2 separate regions of the Mus musculus genome follow, and region 2 is linked to region 1. Evidence: chromatin loops called from intact Hi-C (ENCODE). Cell type or tissue: gastrocnemius. All regions are shown on one strand. Each heading gives the region's core, and the rest is flanking DNA. Links, peaks and the distances in the headings are about the cores only.

What was found. Hi-C counts contacts between places; a loop is a spot of excess contacts. Peaks named below come from ENCODE experiments on the same cell type or tissue, not always from the same donor. Only the 100,000 strongest peaks of a DNase experiment are listed, where the experiment ranks them.
Region 2: it touches region 1 in a loop (2.4-fold over the local background); 2 of 42 quality-filtered maps call a loop at or near these places.

Annotation. Positions count from the first base shown.
Region 1 is chr19:54,040,869-54,049,456 of GRCm38, reverse strand. Adra2a (adrenergic receptor, alpha 2a) reads right to left here and starts at 4,198. Exons shown (of 1, transcript NM_007417.5): 1 at 475-4,198. The coding sequence starts at 3,242. The coding sequence ends at 1,845. In gastrocnemius, for the core only: CTCF peaks have their summits at 2,483 (motif pointing left) and 4,869 (motif pointing left); DNase peaks (open chromatin) are centred at 3,260, 4,315, 4,858, 8,267 and 2 more places; H3K4me3 peaks cover 3,845 bases; H3K27ac peaks cover 980 bases.
Region 2 is chr19:54,109,805-54,118,392 of GRCm38, reverse strand. No RefSeq gene overlaps it. Among named protein-coding and RNA genes, the nearest start is that of Gm41865, 41 kb to the left of the region's middle. In gastrocnemius, for the core only: no CTCF peak of the experiment used is centred there; a DNase peak (open chromatin) is centred at 3,385; H3K4me3 peaks cover 995 bases; H3K27ac peaks cover 367 bases.

The DNA.
Region 1 (8,588 bases), core at 483-8,482:
CCATGGGGAGGGTAGATGGGGGGGAGGGGTCAATGTCCTAGATAAAAGCTTTGAGGAATACACGTATTTGGGGGCATATAGACACTTTAGGGTGTGTGCATACGGTACACTGGATATATCTACACTGTGTGTGCAGTGCGCTTACATTCAGAGGAGTGTGAACAGCACAGACCTGGAAACTCTGGGGTTAGGAGCAGACTTCACAGAGACGAAACGGAAAGCGATAACCTTACAAACTTGTTACCCCTAAGTAAGCCAGTAGCCTTCTGCACTGTTTCTTTACCTGTAAAATGGGAACAGCAAAACGATTTACCTCATAGCGTTCTTGAAAAGATTAAAGAAGGTAAGGCATAAACTGTCTCACGTGAATGATAGTGCGTCAGTGCTCGGGTGTCCAAAGACAGCTTACAAAGTGTGTATTATCAGGTAATCCCAGAGTTCCAAGACTTGAAAACTCAATTACTAGACAGGAGGCCCACTTAATTCATGTTTATTTCACATTTGATCTGTAAACTTTTATTTAAAAAAAATCCACCGTCACGAGCAACAAGTGCTGACATTTAGTTTTTCTCTCGTGAAATCAGATCACAGGCCTTCCACAGTCTGCCTAAAATAAGTAGAAACCAGGTTGTAAACACGAAGTCTCCGCCTACCCCCTGACTTTGGCAATTCAGTAGTCACATGATCTCAGCCAGGACAGCAAGGGGAGGTAACACTTTGATACCCAAGAGCTCTTGGGGCTGGCTCCATACAGTGTGGCAGCCCATTTGTCTCCTCACACTGTTTACCTTGGCAAATTGTATCGGGTTGGTTTCTTCCACATAATTTCCCCTCCTGGGTGTCTAAAAACAGCAGCTAAAAGATTCCCCTTAGTCAGCACTTTCTGGGGGAGGGGGCGGCGCACAGACAAGATAGAAACATACACGCTCTTCTTCAAGCCCCAGAGGAGGGGAGAACGGAAGAAAAGTCAGTTCTAAAGTGAGTTACTGGGGCAAGCGGTGCCTCAGCAGATAATGGCTTTATACACGGGGCTGATGCAAGGCAGAGGCTTCATTTCCTTCTGCCTTGGTCCATCGCTGTAATATTTACATAGGAAAAGGCAATTATGCAGTTAGGCACAGGGGAAAATGAGCAGAAATCCCTTCCCTGTCAGGAAATGTCAAAGCAGGTCCGTGTCCAGGGGACAGTCACCAGTTACTGCTGAAAAGCACTGAGAGCAACTTAACACTAGAAAGGGGCTTGCATTGCAAAGGAGCGTGGTCTGGACCAGATAGCCCACTGTCTGACTGGAGGGCATCTCCACAGCCATGATTCCAATATGCATCAAGGCCGACACTGAAGAACCCAAAGTATGCTATCAAAAATAATGTATATTTACAGTGGGGAGAAGGGAGGGCAGGCAGGACCGCCCTGAATGATCTTTATTTATTTATTTAAGGAAGGGGGTGTGGAGGAGATAATTAGCCAGGACTAGAGGAAACCTTGGTTCATTAACCCTTTGGCAGCCATGCCCTCTCTAGTACTGTGCTTGCTCTGAAGAGCTTGGGAGAGTCAGACTTGGGGATATGACAATATCATCAGGAAACCATACTGATCAGGGGTAGCCCACCAGGAAACTGGCTGTGGGCTGGGAACAACCACAACAACCAGCAAAAGGGCTCATGTGTCCCTCTCAGCCAGAACTTTACACATTGTAACAAAAGGTCTCAAAGGCCACGGAGCTCCCTCCCAGCTGGGTAGGTCCGGGGTTTCAGAGTGCTAGGGGCTGCATGCGTAGACGCACCCCCTCGAAGCCCAGGGCCTGCGTCTGACCATTGTCTGCACGCAGGGCAAGGCCCATGCGCTCACACGATGCGTTTTCTGTCCCCACGGCAGAGGATCTTCTTGAAGGCGCGTCGGAAGTCGTGGTTGAAGATGGTGTAGATAACAGGGTTCAGCGAGCTGTTGCAGTAGCCGAACCAGAAGAAGAAGTTGAAGAGCTGGCTGGGCACCGGGCAGCCGACCGCTATGAGCGTGTAGGTGAAAAAGAACGGAAACCAACACACCACGAACACGCCGATCACCACCGCCAGCACGAACGTGAAGCGTTTCTCCCGGTTTTGCCTCCCGCGCCAGCGCGACGCTTTGGCGCCCCCGCCGCGCTCCTCTCCGTGCCCGGACCCCGAAGCCCCCGGCCCCGCGGCCCCGGGCCCGCGCCGCGGCAGACTGTCCCCCGGCTTCACCTGACTCGCCCGGGTCTTGCCCTTGGCTCGGGGGCCGCGGTCGGGTCTGCGGGGCCCCGGGGGCCGCTCGGCGTGCTCGGACGACGAACTCTCCTCTAGGTCCAGCGCATCCCCATCGCGGGGCCCGGCGGGCGCGGGCTCCCCCGGGGCACCGTTAAGCTGGGTGGGCAGCGGCTCCGCCTCAGCGCCCGTGGGACCCGCGCCGCGCTCCGGGCCCAGCCCGTTGGGCCTGCGATCGGCGCCCCCCGGCGGCGCGGAACAGGCGTCCGGACCCCGGCGGCTGGGAGGCACGCGGGTGCGACGCTTGGCGATCTGGTAAATACGCACGTAGACCAGGATCATGATGAGGCAAGGCGCGAAGAAGGAACCGATGGACGAGGAGATGACATACCACTTCTGGTCGTTGATCTTGCAGCTTGGCTCGGCCGGCTGCTGCCCGCCGCCAGCGCCCTTCTTCTCTATGGAGATGAGTGGCGGGAAGGAGATGACAGCCGAGATGACCCACACGGTGACAATGATGGCCTTGATGCGACGCGGCGTGCGCTTCAGGTTGTACTCGATGGCCTGCGTGATGGACCAGTAGCGGTCAAGGCTGATGGCGCACAGGTGCACTATGGACGACGTGCAAAAGAGCACGTCGAGAGCCAAATAGATCTCACACCACACCTTACCAAAGTACCAGTAACCCATAACCTCGTTGGCCAAAGAAAAGGGAATGACCAGCGTGGCCACCAGGATGTCCGCTGAGGCCAGGGACACCAGGAAGAGGTTTTGGGGAGCTTTGAGCGCGCGACTGGTGAACACCGCGATAATAACCAGCACGTTGCCAAATACTGTGAACAGCATGAGCAGGCCAGCCAGGCAAACCAGCGTCAGTGTCACCTGCAGGGAGTAAGGGGTGGCTCGGGTGCCGCCTCCGGGCGCTTCGGTCCCGTTCCAGCTGCTGTTGCCGGCATCCGGCTGCAGTGAGCCCATGGGCGCAAAGCTGCCCTCGGCCAGCGGCTGCTCCTGGCGGAACATGAACGCGGGTGCTGGTTCTCGTGGGCCTGCTGCCAGCTGCCTTCCGGCCCCGCGTCCGTGGGTCCTCCTCTTCCTCCGGTGCGGGGTTCGTCCCGCCGCGCCTCACATAAGGAAGAGGGCCGCAGGGAGCTCGGGCCCAAGCTGGGGACCGCTAGTGGTCCATGGACTGGAGCCCGCGAACTGGCACCGGTTCGTCCTTCCGACGCTCCGGGTGGGTGCTTTCTCTCTCCCAGCTCCTCAAACACAGCCAAGTTTTATTTCTAAGCGGCAGGATCGAGTAGGGCCAGCTGGTGGTTAGAGATTTTATTCTTCAAGAAAAGAGAAAAGAAATTATCGGTGGCCTGATGATTTGGAAAGATGTCAGAAATTTATACAAATGCATTTAGCTAGTCATCTATACCTTGATTCTTAAGCTGAGCGAAAGCATGAAGTCTTACCCCAAGAGGCAGCGGAGGGGTGTTGGTGTGGGCTCGGAGTCCTAGGTCTGTCTTCTTATACCCTCGAAGAGATTTCCAACTCCGTCGCTACCCTCCAGGCGGGGTGGCGAGGGCTGGGCCGGACCTCCGGCGAAGGCGCGGACTCTGCCTCCTCTAGGAGCCCCACGGGACTTCCAAAGTTGTGCGCTCTGCTGGGGCTGGGACTCTGTACACAGAGCTCGGGGGCGGCGGCGGTGGGGTGAAGGGTGTGGGGGCCGCATGAAGCCGCACCCCCACCACCACCACCTCGGTCCTCAGGGCCAAGCTAGGTGAGCGACCGGCTCTCCAGGAGCCGCGGCGGAGCCAAGGGTGGCTGCTAGCCGCGATCTGGGTGGGCGCTGAGCGCCACAGACCCGGCGGGGGTCGGAGGGCCGCGTGAGTTTTCGCAGGACCGCAGGACTTGGAGCTGGAGGCGCTGGGTGGCTGGGCGGTGTGCGCCGGCTGCTGGGCGTCTGCACGGAAGCGGGAGCCGAGGCTGCTCCGCCGCTCTACGCTGGACTGGTTTTATAGCCCCAGGATGAAGCCGGCGTTGCCGAGCAGCCGGCGTCAGCCCCCACGTGGGAAGTCGACCCTCCTCCGCCCCTCGCGCCTCCCCTCCTTAGGTCTAGAGCCCGCACCCGAGTCGGACCCGGGAGAGCGCTGCCTCTGGGACCCGGCTTTTGGAAAGACGGGTACAGGGAGCGAGGGGCAATAAGAGAGAGCCTAAGGAGTGGGGAGCGGCCCCTGCTGGGAGTTGGCCGTTCGGCTACTAGCTGGCCCAGGAGACAGTAGCAGGCGCCCAGCGGTACACCGATCTAGCTGGGTTTTAGCAGAAGAGGGTGCCAGGGTGCTGGGACCCGAATTAGGAGATGCAGAGTGGCATAAGAGTCGCTGGCGAGCAGCCCCGCCCCAGGTCAAGCGCAGGTGCTTCTGGTGACTGGGATGAAAGGGATCCCGGAGAGGTAAGCGTGTGCGGGTTCCTAAGGAACCACTGGAGCGGAATGGACCAGCATCCACGAGAGCAGACCAGGCCGGAGTTATCCATACTTAGGGAAGAGAAGGCCTCCTATCCTAGCAGCTGCCGGGACTCTCAAGGCCTGGACTCTGCACTGCGCCCCTTTGAAAGGCGGTGGGGAAGGGTCCTGGAGGGGTAGGCCCTGAGCCATGACAGAACGAGAGCGCACTGACACCTGCTGGCCGCTGGTCGTCACGGCTGGAAAGCGACTTAAGGGCTCCAGGCTCCTCTGGAGTCCTTTCCTCCATTTTTCTCCTATCTTGGGGGCAAGTTTGGACTAAGCTGGGGCGGCGGGGGTGGGGGGGGGGGAGGGGACACGGACAGATTTCAAACTGCACTATGTCATGATGCAGAAATCTTCAGGTTGTATAGATCTACCTCTGATGAGAGTAAGGCTCGGAACCTTCTACAGATGTGAGAGTCCTGGATCTTCCTCTCTGCTTGCCTGGCTTTAAACTACTGGGAACCGTTAAGCATTAGTTGAGGCACAGCTACTTTATGAAGAGCGCCATGACATTATAGGTAGATGTAAGCCTTACGCTGTTTTAATCAGTACCTACTGTGTGCACGAATTAAAGTATTACACTGAACTCCACAAATGTATAGGATTATTATGTGTTTGTCAAAAAGGGGTTTCTGATTATGGAAATAGAAAAGTTAACTATCCTGACTTGGTCATTACATACTGTGTGTAATATTGAATTAACATACAGTATCTTACACATCTGTACAATTAAACGTGAAAGAAAAACATCTTATTAGACTCTATCCCCACTTACATGGCCTTTTCTCCTACACCCCCAATACACAGATAAGTACACACATCTGCACAGCATCTGTCGGTGAGGGCAGGGTGCTAGCCAAGAAAGAAAGGGTGTTTTCTATGTTCTCTCTCTGGTGAGAAAGGTAGGAGCTTGGCAGTAGATGGCAAGGTTTCTAAGCACTCAGGCAGGAGTATCTGTCGCACCAGATACACTGTGCCATCCGAACTCTTTCTTCAGACGAGCAGCAGGAAGATCACGGAGAACCAGAGAGCACAGAATGTCAACAGGGTACACACGAGACCTAAGAAAGCATCTGTCATACTTCAGAGATCACTACACCTAAATGTCACACTCAGTCATCCAAGCCAGGGTCCAAGGTCCGAGCAGATCTGAGCCGATGTCTCCCTGGACATCAACGTGCAGGCTCGGGTCTGGCTGAGGACCGCGGGCTACATGAATGACCCTGACCATCAGTCTCAACCCCGACTACTCGCTCAGTATTTGATGGTGCGAGTGAGTACATCTCAGATGTCTCATTTGAATTCAGCACCTTTACCCTGCAACCCTTCCCTGGTGGACAGCCTCTGCTCCCACGCATCATGGTAAGAAGTCCTCAGAGTCTCAAGAAAACCAAGATGGCTGTCTGTCCCCTCTCTGTTGAGACTCTTATTCCCTGTCTTAACCCTCTGCTCCGAGCCTCTTGGCAGGAGCAGGGCCATTGCCAGTGTGTTCATTTGCAAAGGTGACTGAAAGTGGTGAGCAGGGACTGAATTATGTGAAGATTTTTGAAAAGCCAATGAAAGCTACGAAGAATGAGCTCAAGTTGAGAACTGCAGCCCTGAATCTCAGATATGCAGTTTTAGAATGGTACCACTGACCTCACGGGAGCTGAGGCAGAGCATACATTGGATGTTGTCATTGATGGCCTGAGGGAGATTTGCCTCTGGACTTACCCATGAAGGTCTATAGCTATTAGGAAAAAAATAAATAGCAAAATACCACTTCTTAGCACTGAACATAGGTCAGCCACAGTGCTAAGCAGTTTATAAGCTATACATTACTTTGTCTAAGCTTTTGCTTATATAATTGGGGAAATATAAGGTCAGCAAGGTTAAGTATACATTGCCAGCCATTTATTGGACCATGTTTCTTGAATGTAAGCCCAAGAAATTTTCCACCACCCCCCAGCAACTGGGAGGCTCTGTCTTCTGGACACTGGCAAAGGCCCATCCAGAGACTAAAGACAGATGTAGCTCAGAGCAGAGTGCCTACCCAGCATGGACAAAGCCTTGGCTTCAGTCCTCATTACCACTGCATAGGCTGAGCAGGACCATACACGGGAAATACAGGCATGGCGGTCACAAGTCATCCTGTTACATAACGACTTTGATCCTTTTGGGAGGAAGAAAGGGTGCTGGGAAGAGCCCCTCTATCCCACTTTCTCCTCCAACTGTGACTAATACAGCAGAGCACATAACGAGGTACGACGTGTACCTCGATCGGCTTCTGCTACAGCACTCTATGGGAGACTGAACATTTTTCATGCTCTCTCTCTGCTATAGAGCATGAAGAGATGAGAACCCCTTCCTCTCCTGGGTATCAGTATTAGCTTGAATAAATTGCTCTTCAGGCCTACCCACTCACATATGCTGGGCTCATCTTTTAATCCTTGAGCATCCCTGAAGAGGGATGCTTACAAATCACATTTCTCAAGGCAGAGATGTCTAGTTTTCATGAGGCCCTGGGCTCTACCTGCAACGTCACAAAATATTTCTGGGTCAGACTCCTTGAGAATACCAGTTTACTAGTATTAGAGTGGGGTCTTGGTACTTACATTTTAAACACACACACACACACACACACACACACACCTCTATAAATGTTCGTGAGATGAAATGAATTCCCCATCTGACTGAGCTGTCAACAAAACAGGCACACAAGCAGACAGCCAAGACGGCTAATACTTCAGCCCCAAGTCAGGATTCAGCTATGCTAACTAATCCATGGATATAGGTATAAGACTGCAATGGTTTGAATGAAAACCGCCCCCAAGGGTTCACAGGGAGTGACACTATTAGGTGTGGCCTTGTTGGAGGAAGTGTGTCACTGGGGGTGGGCTTTGAAGTTTCAGAAACTCAAGGTAGGCCACTCTCTCTTTAGATCTGGATGTAGAGCTCTCAACTACTTCTCCAGCACCAAGTCTGCCTGCACGCCGCCATGCTTCCTTCCATGACAACAATGGACTAAACTTCTGAACTGCAAGCCAGCCCCAGTTAAGCGTTTTCCTTTATAAGGGTTGCCATGGTCATAGTCTCTTTGCAGCAATAAAACTCCTAGACAAAGATCCTCTCATTCTTTTGTTGTTGTTGTTTTTCCCTAAAAGAAATATTTAAATCAACAGAGGTATTCTAATTGTGTCAACTAGATGATTGACAAAAAGTGAACACTGCTTAAGGCAAACAGTCTCAATGTGTCTTCAAGTTACAGCTGGTTCCAGTGTCAGACAAGACCCAAATGTGCCTTGGCATCTCGGCTACTGCTATAGCTTAAATACAAAGTGTTCCACGCAGGCTTTTGTGTTGACAGTTTGCTCCCGGGCTGGTAGCACTATTTTGAGAGGTTGTGGCAATGTAAAGAAGTGAGAGCCTTGGCTGAAGGCAGGAAGTCACTGGAGGCAATGCCTTTTGCTGCAGTTAGAAAGCAGCACGTCCTCCCACAGGCCCACGTGTTTGCCCATTTGGCCTCGGTTGACAGCAATGTTTAGGGAGTTGTGGATCCTTTAAGAGGCGGAGCTTCATTGCAGGAAGTGAGTCTTTAGGGAGGGAGGAGGGAGGAGTCACTAGAGGGAGACCCACACCTTCTCTGAGCTTTCACATAACTTCCCCATCATCCTGCGCTGATGCCTTTAGCATCCTGTGATTATTGCAAGTTGATAGGAGGCAGAAGGAAAGAGGCCTCTTCCAGGGGTGTTTCATAGAGCTGTCTTCATCTGCTCTCATGCCACACCGTGATGCCAGATCTCTGTGGCTTGTTCACAAGCTTCAACAATAAGCCCTGCCTCTGACCTTGTCTTTCCTGGCCTGGAAACTAGAGCCAGGTGGTTTCCTATCTG
Region 2 (8,588 bases), core at 342-8,341, 69 kb before region 1:
TCTCTGAACAAGTACAGCTCCCTGGAGGCCGCCAGTCCTTGCCAGCCCTTTCTTCTTTCCCATTGGCCTGCCATCATTTTCTCTTCTCCAGCCCTCTCCTCTCCATCTTTACCCTCCCTCCTCCACTCCCTATCTATTCAGCATGAGAATGAAGTCAGAGACAGAAGACTCACCCTGGACTTTTTCTACCCTAAACTTTGATCTAAATAGAAGCATAGGAGGGAGATACAGCTCTGGAGCCCAACTTCAAGAACCAGAAAAAAAAATGGAAGCAGGTCGCAATGAGTCCACTGACACCTTCCTCGGGGTGAGCAGTGGTCAGAGCGCTGTACAAACACGAAGTTCTTCTTGTCAACAAGAAATACGACGCTCTGTGCCTTTACCCTGCTATCAATCACAGCAGCTCGGTGATTTCATCTCCTGATAAATAATTCCTCTGATGACATGGATGTCTTGCCTCCGGATCATAAAGTCAAGATTTAAGCATCCTGTGAAGTAGGAACACTGGGGGCTAATTAGAACCGTCTGGAACTGGTCTTTAGATCACCATCGAAGCAGCTGTGATTTAATGCCAAGTCCGAGAGGACGGACAAGCAACAGCGTTTGACTTCAGCTGACCTTCTGTGTCTCTCTCAGATCATCTGTCATCAAATGTCCACTGCACCAACTGGACTCCTGTGACATTTTATGAGTCAGAATGGCCCCAGGACTGCTTTCTGAGCTACCAAGACAGAGGAACAATGTTCCGAATCTTCCCTTGGCTTCTGTTAGCCTAGCTGCCTTGCCATGGCCTCTGTGAGTGTCCTTCCAGAACAAGATGAGGAACCCTTTCAAGATGTCTAATCTTGTCAACTTGATACACCTAGGAAGGGAAAGTCTCAACGGAGGAATAGTCTCCAATAGATTACCCTGTATACATATCTGTAGGGCTTTTTCCCAATTGCTAATTGATGCAGGAGGGCTGGACCCTCTATGGATGTGGGAGGCCTGGACTGTGTAAGAAAGGTAGCTGAACGTGACCTTGAGAAGACGCCAGTGCGCGGCATTCCTCCACAGTCTGTGCTTCAACTCCTGATTTGAATTCCTGTTCTGGCTTCCCTCGATGATCGATGGTGACCTGGAAATGTTAGCCAAACAAACCCTCTCCTCTCTAAGTGTTTTGGTCCGTGTTTATCACAGCAACAGAAGGGTGATGGGAACACCCTTCTATACTACCTGCCAGTGGCTGCTCCCCACAACACTGGTGCCCCTTGCCCACAGCTCTGTTACTGTAGGACTTACATGCCACTGTATTGGTGGATGTGGTTTTCTGCTCCATCAGCCTTTGACCCGAGGAGGGTGGAGGCCATACTTATACATTACATTCCCTACCTCCCTGCACACCGCTTACTATCTTTATGACTCTTGTTGATAACACATGTAATTTGAGGCACTATAAAATTCAACTCTGACAGACAGACCATAGCAGCTGTGACACTGCCACCCAACCCCACTGTCACAAGATAACTAGTCTATTTGATGCATAGCGTGCCAAAAATTTGCATATTAAAATATAAATTATTAATGTCAAAATGCTCCCTAAAGATTAAGTCATTGTCGGGGAGGCGGGGAGGGTATGGGGGACTTTTGGGATAGCATATGAAATGTAAATGAAGAAACTGCCTAATTAAAAAAAATAAAAATAAAAGTTCAATGATTTAAAAAAAAGATTAAATCATTGTCTACACGCTGTCTTGCAATTTGATTTTATTACTGAGCATCATAAGAGGGGTACACAGATTCTCAAGGAAGCTCATGTCTCTAGCTTGATTATTTTAATTTTTTGAGATTATAATATAGCATTTCTTCCTTCCCTTTCCTCTCTTCAAACCTTCCCATGTACCTCCTTCTGCCTGGTCTCTTTCAAAACTGTGACCTCTGTTTATTGTTATACACACACACACACACACACACACACACACACTCATACTCACACAAATATTATAAGTATACACAGTTATGTAGCCAAATTGTTAGGTGTGTGTGTGTCCTTCCGTAGGGAAGACCTTCTCGACTCTCCTCAGTTGCCTGTAGTTTTAGAGTGGAGGCCCCCAGAGCTTCCCATGTTCAACATTAGCATGTCTATCCACAGCATCTTTGTTCAGATCATGCTTAGCCAGTCATGTTGTCTACCTGGTTTTTAAGAGCCGTGCCTGAGTACTGCATTGTGAGAGAGTGCCTAGTTTGTGGACAGCTCTTCCGTGGACAGGTCTGTGGGCCACACAGGTGTTCCTTGCTCGGCAGTCTGTCACTGAGGGCTTGTGTGCACAGCTTTTTTCATAGCTTTGTGTGCCTCTGAGGAGACATTTTCAAGGATAAATTCTAGATTTGAATTGTTAGGTCCTTATAGCCCTCTTTCCTTCCTCTGCTGAACCGTGGCAGTTTCTACACCCAAGAGTCTCCCAGAAATAACTGCTGATTGCCCAAACAGGATTCTGTAAAGAGAAATGGCCCTGACAAGCCTATTCCTGGTTCCTGGTAAGGGAGCTTTTGAGGATGGGTCTCGCTGTTGAACTCAGTCCCTTTTGTAAAAACACAATACAGCAATACTTTCTTCCCACTGGGCTCAGAGGAAGGGTTACATCACATCGGTGTTTGTTCAATTTGCCAAATATTTCCTAAGCATATCCAGAATTAGAAACAATATCAGCAGTAATTTATGAGTTTTTTTATTTTTTTTAAAGTTGATAGTTCCAATGAAATAGCAGAGTCTTTTCTTAGTTTCACCTCACACTGTCTGCTGGGAAGTGCAGCTCTTTTTGGCCTGGGATTGTTGCTCTGTGCAGGTGTCCTGCTGAATACCCTGCAGCAGGGTACAGTCCAGTGCTTGGCACTGCCTGGCAGGCATGATCCCCAGGGTCCGGGGTGCATGCACACACCTCATTGCAAACCAGCATGAATTTGCGTCAAGGGTAATAGCCGTGGCTAGTGTCTTTATGAAGAGTTTGTGTGTATTGCTTTACTTCGTTCTTTTTTAAAGTCACAAACCATAGTAAAGGGAGACAAGAATCATCACTGACTGAAGATCAGAAGAAGGGCGATCCACCCAACAGCTCAGCAGATCCGCAAAAGGCAGATCTGCAACTCTCACTAGGACTGGTGAGTTGATGGCTTAAGACATTCAGACTAAAAGGCACGGCTGTGCTGAGTCACGTGAGCATCGTCCTCTTCCCTTTACCGCTGTGTAGACTCTCCTCTCCCCGGGGTCTATGTCCTCTCATTCTCCAAGTAAACAAAGAAGTTGCTGAAGAAATGAGAGGTGGCTGAGCCTGGTTCAGTGTCAGCCAGGGAGCGAAATGAAAGCTGCCGCTGACACCAGGACACGCCCATCCCAGCAGGACACGCCCATCCCAGCAGGACACACTTATCCACCAGTACGATCCTATCCCGCTAGCACATCTACTATGCACTAGGACACAGTTAATTCTCAGTTTATCTATTGCTGGCCTAATTCAGGGGTGTCAAATTATGAGACAAAGGAGAAGAGAGACTGCGAGCTGAGGCTGGACAAGAGGGAGAGAACAGTAAAGCCTAGACTTGGACGGGAAGCCGGCCCCGTCTCTCCCGCAGGCAAACAGATTTTCTCCCTAGCTTTGTATAAGGAGGGAGAATCAAGCTTCTTATACCGTCCTAAGCAAACAGGTCGGCTATAGTTGACAATTTCTGCCATGGTGTCTTGTCATTTTCCTCTATTAGAGTCACGAAGTTAGGGGTTTGTCCTCTCCGGGGAGCCCACAATGCCCTGCCCTGCCCCTCTTCCCTAAACCTATGTGTTTATGGCCCAGCCTCAACACCTCCCTGGCTAGCTCCTATTGATTTTCTTAGCAGTCTCTCTTAATATTCAATTCCATTTTTCACTGATCTTTGACATCTTTGATCTCCTTCCTCGGGGCTGGCTTCCCTGGTCTCCCGGGACTTCTGAAGCTGTAGACCATTCTCCTGCATTGGCCTTCAAGTGTACCATCCCTTCCACTCCCCAGCTTGCGATGAGCCTAGTTCCACGGCACCTGCGATGACTACCTATGGTCCGGGATTCCTGGACACTAACATCACAAGTAAACAACAGAAGGCATGAGAACAGAATTCAACACCTCGGTGGGCCTGGCACTCCCAGGAGACCTGCAAAGGAGCTGAGGTGGTAATGTTAGTTCTACCATGGATGCTTAGGGGTGGCAAAATTTTAAAACTATCTCTCATGGGGCACTCCTATGTTCTAAGGACTAGTCCCACCTGCAGCCTGTTGTTTAAAAAAAAAAAAAAAAAAAAAAACCCAAGCATTCAATTTTACCAATGAAGACTCAGAAGCTAGATGCTGGGGTGAAAGCCTGCTACCTCCGACAGGAAGAGGAAGCACCCAGCTGACCTTCCTACTCCACCGAGGGTCCCAGAAGGAAAAGGCTCCTCCTGCTTCTTAAATCCCCTTCAACTCAAAGCCCGGCCTTTCCATTTACCTATGTTCACTTCCTGTCAGCTGCTTGCTTGCCCCACCTCTTCACTTAGCGTTGAATTTATTAAGCTCTTGTATTGAAGGTGTATTCTAGGGCTGAACCACACCACTGCAAATTTTTTCCAGTGCAGATCAAATATCCTGCAACAGCAGCCTTCCTTCTTGAGGCCTCTGCTTGAATGACAATGGGGCATCTTCAACTTAGCAAGTGCACAGCCGAAGTGGCCTTTGTCCCTGTCCCCTTCGCTCCAGCTTCAGCATCTCAGGAAACAGCACGGGTGGTGCTCACAGACACGCCCATCATCATGCCTCATTCCCCTTTACTTGAGGTCATTGACACAACTCTACCTTCTCAGGGCTTCTCCCGCCCATTATTCCTCTGCACTTTCACTGCCATTGTCCCTTCAAACCACCATGACCTCAGGGCTAGTCTATTTATTCTTCTAGCCTCCCGAATGGCCTTCCTGATCCAGTTCTTACCCCCCCTCAGATCGGTTTTAACTTTTAGAGTGAGCATAGACGGACACCAGCTGCGGTGCAAACACTCCAGTGGATTCTCACTGCTCTTGAAGTTAAGTTGGCTTACAGAGGCCTGTGCAGTCCATAGTCTCCTTGCTCCCCATTCTGCTCCATCCTCTCCTTCCTCTAATTGCTCTGCCACCCTATCTTTCCCTGCCCTGGAGCCTTTGTCACTGTTGCTCATGAGCATCCCTAAAAGATGTTCTGTACCCACCCAGCTCCACCCAGAGGAGGCCTCCTCATCCTCTAATCTCAGCTCAAACACTACCTACTCAGAGGTGCTTCCTGACCCTCTGCAGTGACTTCTCATGATAGCCCACATTTCCCAGAGAGGATGAATATCAGTGGCACTTAACTTCTGTTTGCTGAATGACTACCACCCTCTGTTTCACTCCCACCTAAAACCACTAGTTGGGGAAGGGCAGAGGCTGCCAGGTATATTCCTACATCCTGAATATGAAATGTAAAAAGAAGTGCCCAAGGTAAATGTTCCGGACATAGTCCTGGATAGGCAGGTGGGGAAACGAACGGGGGAGGAAGAGAGAGGAGTGTAATCTAGGTTTATTTTGAACTTATTCCCCTTTATGCTTTGAACACAGGAAAGAATAAATTCTTTGATGACTTGAAAGGAATCTGTTGCTTTGGGGAAGAAGGGAGGGAGGGAGGGAGGGAGGGAGGGAGGGAGGGAGGGAGGGAGGGAGGGAGTGTGTGTGTGTGTGTGTGTGTGTGTGTGTGTGTAGTGTAGATTCGTTTTCTTTTTCATCCTTACTAAGGGAGAACCAGAAAAACCTAAGCTTAAACTAACAGATTAAAAACCTGGTTAAAATATAAAGACTGTGTAAGGAAAACTCTGTTAACTATGGCAAATTCACAATAGCTGGGATGACCAGGGAACTGAAGGCATTCTCTGGGGTTATTCACTGGCCACAGTGTGCGGATCTCCTTGTAACCCTTTCTTTCCTCTTTCCAGATGTTGTACATGACCCCTGAGGATATCAGAGTTGCAGATTCTTCGGGGCTATCAGTGTAGTCGACTGTAGGATCCACGTTCCTGGTGTGCCGCCACATCTGTCCAGTGAACATGGAGATAGCTGACCCAAAAATCTTTGCCACAGAGTTCTACACTGTAGGACTAGCCTGGCATTTCCTGGGCTCATGGCTCCTGCACTGCTACAACACCTGCCGTTCCTTGTGTTCTCCTGAAATATTAAGCAAAATTTTCCTAATACAGAGTTCCCACCCAAATTATTGTTGCAACCACCCCTTCTAGATCTTTGGTGGTGGAGACTTTTGCCTCTTGCAGTTCAGAGGGTAAGGTTTAGAGAAGTGTCTACAAGACATTTGGCTCAATGTGTGTGAACTGGACAAATAAGCTGAGAAATAACATTATTTGTTTGGTTTTCAAAATCCCCACTTACCTAGGAAAGTAACTTACTGATAGAGCGTTTGTCTAGCATGCATGAAACCCTGGATTCGGTTCCCAGCACCACGTCAGACTTGGTATAATGATACAAGCCTTGTCATCCAAGAACGTGGGTAGCAAGTTCAAGGCCAACCTGGCCTATGTGAGGACCTGATCCAATATTCCCACTACATGTGATCATGACATTAGAAGTGTGGCTTCTTACTTTACTTTTCTGCAGGTGCCTCCAGAAGTAGTGTCCTGAGATGTCCTAGTACAGGGAAAACTGTCTCCAAGACACAGCAGGCTGTGAATCACCTGTGCAGGAATCGTGGACGGTTGTTAAGATGCAAGTATCTGAACAGCATCATAAACCTAGGGAGAAATTAAACTGAATCCACCGGGGGTGGGGGTGGGGTTGCAAAGGATGAACACTCACAGGAAAAGCAAAAGACTGCGAGCTACGAGAGCCTTGTGGACACACTCAGCAGCATGTGTATGATCTGTGAAATGGGAACATTCCATCTGGCTACACAGCTTCTGCTATGACTTTAAAGATATGCAGAAAGCACTTCAGAAAACATGGCAGGGTCCAGCGTATGCTGTTTTATCTTTACTACCACTGGCGGTGCATATAAGATGCCAGCGTGTTGGTTGGTCTGCTGAACACATGCAGGACTAGTGCCTGTCTCTGTGCATGTTCCACTTCAACCCTGAACTGAAGGCCGCCAGCACACGAGCTCAGCTTCAGAAACTTCGAAGAGCATTGCCTCCGTCTCCTCCCAGTTCTTACGCAGGGCAGCAGACATCACATTTTCCTGGCCACTTTGTTCTGCTTGTTAGCAGGGAATATTCCGAAGTAGAAGGAGTGCAGTCCTGGGGCTGGAGGGATGGCTCAAAAGTTAGAAGCCCTGGGTTCGCTTCCAAAGCACCGAGTTCTATTCCCAGCACCTACATGGTAGCTCACAATCATCTCTGCCTCCAGTTTCAGGGGATCTCACCCTTCTCCTGGCTTCCACAGGCACTGCACACACAAGGGGCACAGGCATAAGGGAGACAAAATACCCGTGCTCATAAAATAAAAACAAATAAAATTTAAATACAAGAATTTTAACCCGGTCGATTTGTAGATGAAGGCAATTTGTAAACCCTCGACCCTGCATATTGGTGCTTTATTTCCAGTTTGTTCCCATGTGTGCCCACCACAGACCCACAAGACTTCTTCAAGTTTCCCAGTACTAGGCAACCACACCACTTCTGCTACTCGTGAGATCCAAGACAGTTTCGCCCTCAGAATCAGCGAGCCAAAGGACCCGCCTGCCATGTGATCATAAAATGGGAAATGGCCGGAAAATAAAATCCCTTAAGAACATTTAAAGGGCCTTAATGTGCTCTAAAATATGCCCTGTTTGCACAAGGAGAAACTCTGATGGGCCCTGAGGACTTGAGCAATTTCAAAAATGTTCTCTGGAGGAATCTGAAAGTCACTTGGGAAAAAGCAAAATATTTTCAATGACTGTCCCTGATGTTATGTGACAGCTCAGGCCTGTAGTCCTTCCTCATGTGACGGTGGACTTGACACCTAAAGCGCTGGCTGTCAGATGAACAAGAAAGTGATACCCCGGGTGGAAGAGGCAAGTGAAGCCAGATAAAGAGCTCTACTCAGAAGGCCCACCCAGGGAACTACATGAATGGGGCTGTAGAGGAGGAGTTTGTCACACCAGCCTTGGCAGGGGCAATCAAGATCAGCATGCCAGGAGCACGGCGGAGCGTGGTAAGCTGTAGAGGGAAGCCTTTGGAAATCACAGACAGCTCTACCAAAGGTAGATAAAGAGCTACAAGCCATCCAGCCATGCTGCAGCTGATGATGGAAAACAGGGACTAGGGAGATATCTTGGTGTCTTGGTTAGGGTTTTACTCCTGTGAACAGATACCATGACCAAGGCAACTCTTACAAGGACAACATTTAATTGGGCCTGGATTACAGGTTCAGAAGTTCAGTCCATTATCATCAATCGGGGAGCATGGCAGCATCCAGGTAGGCATGGTGCCAGAGGAGCTGAGAGCTCTACATCTTCATCTGAAGGCTGCTAGCAGAATACTGGCTTCCAGGTAGCTAGGATGAGGATCTGAAAACCCACACCCTCAGTAGCACACCTACTCCAACAAGGCCACACCTTC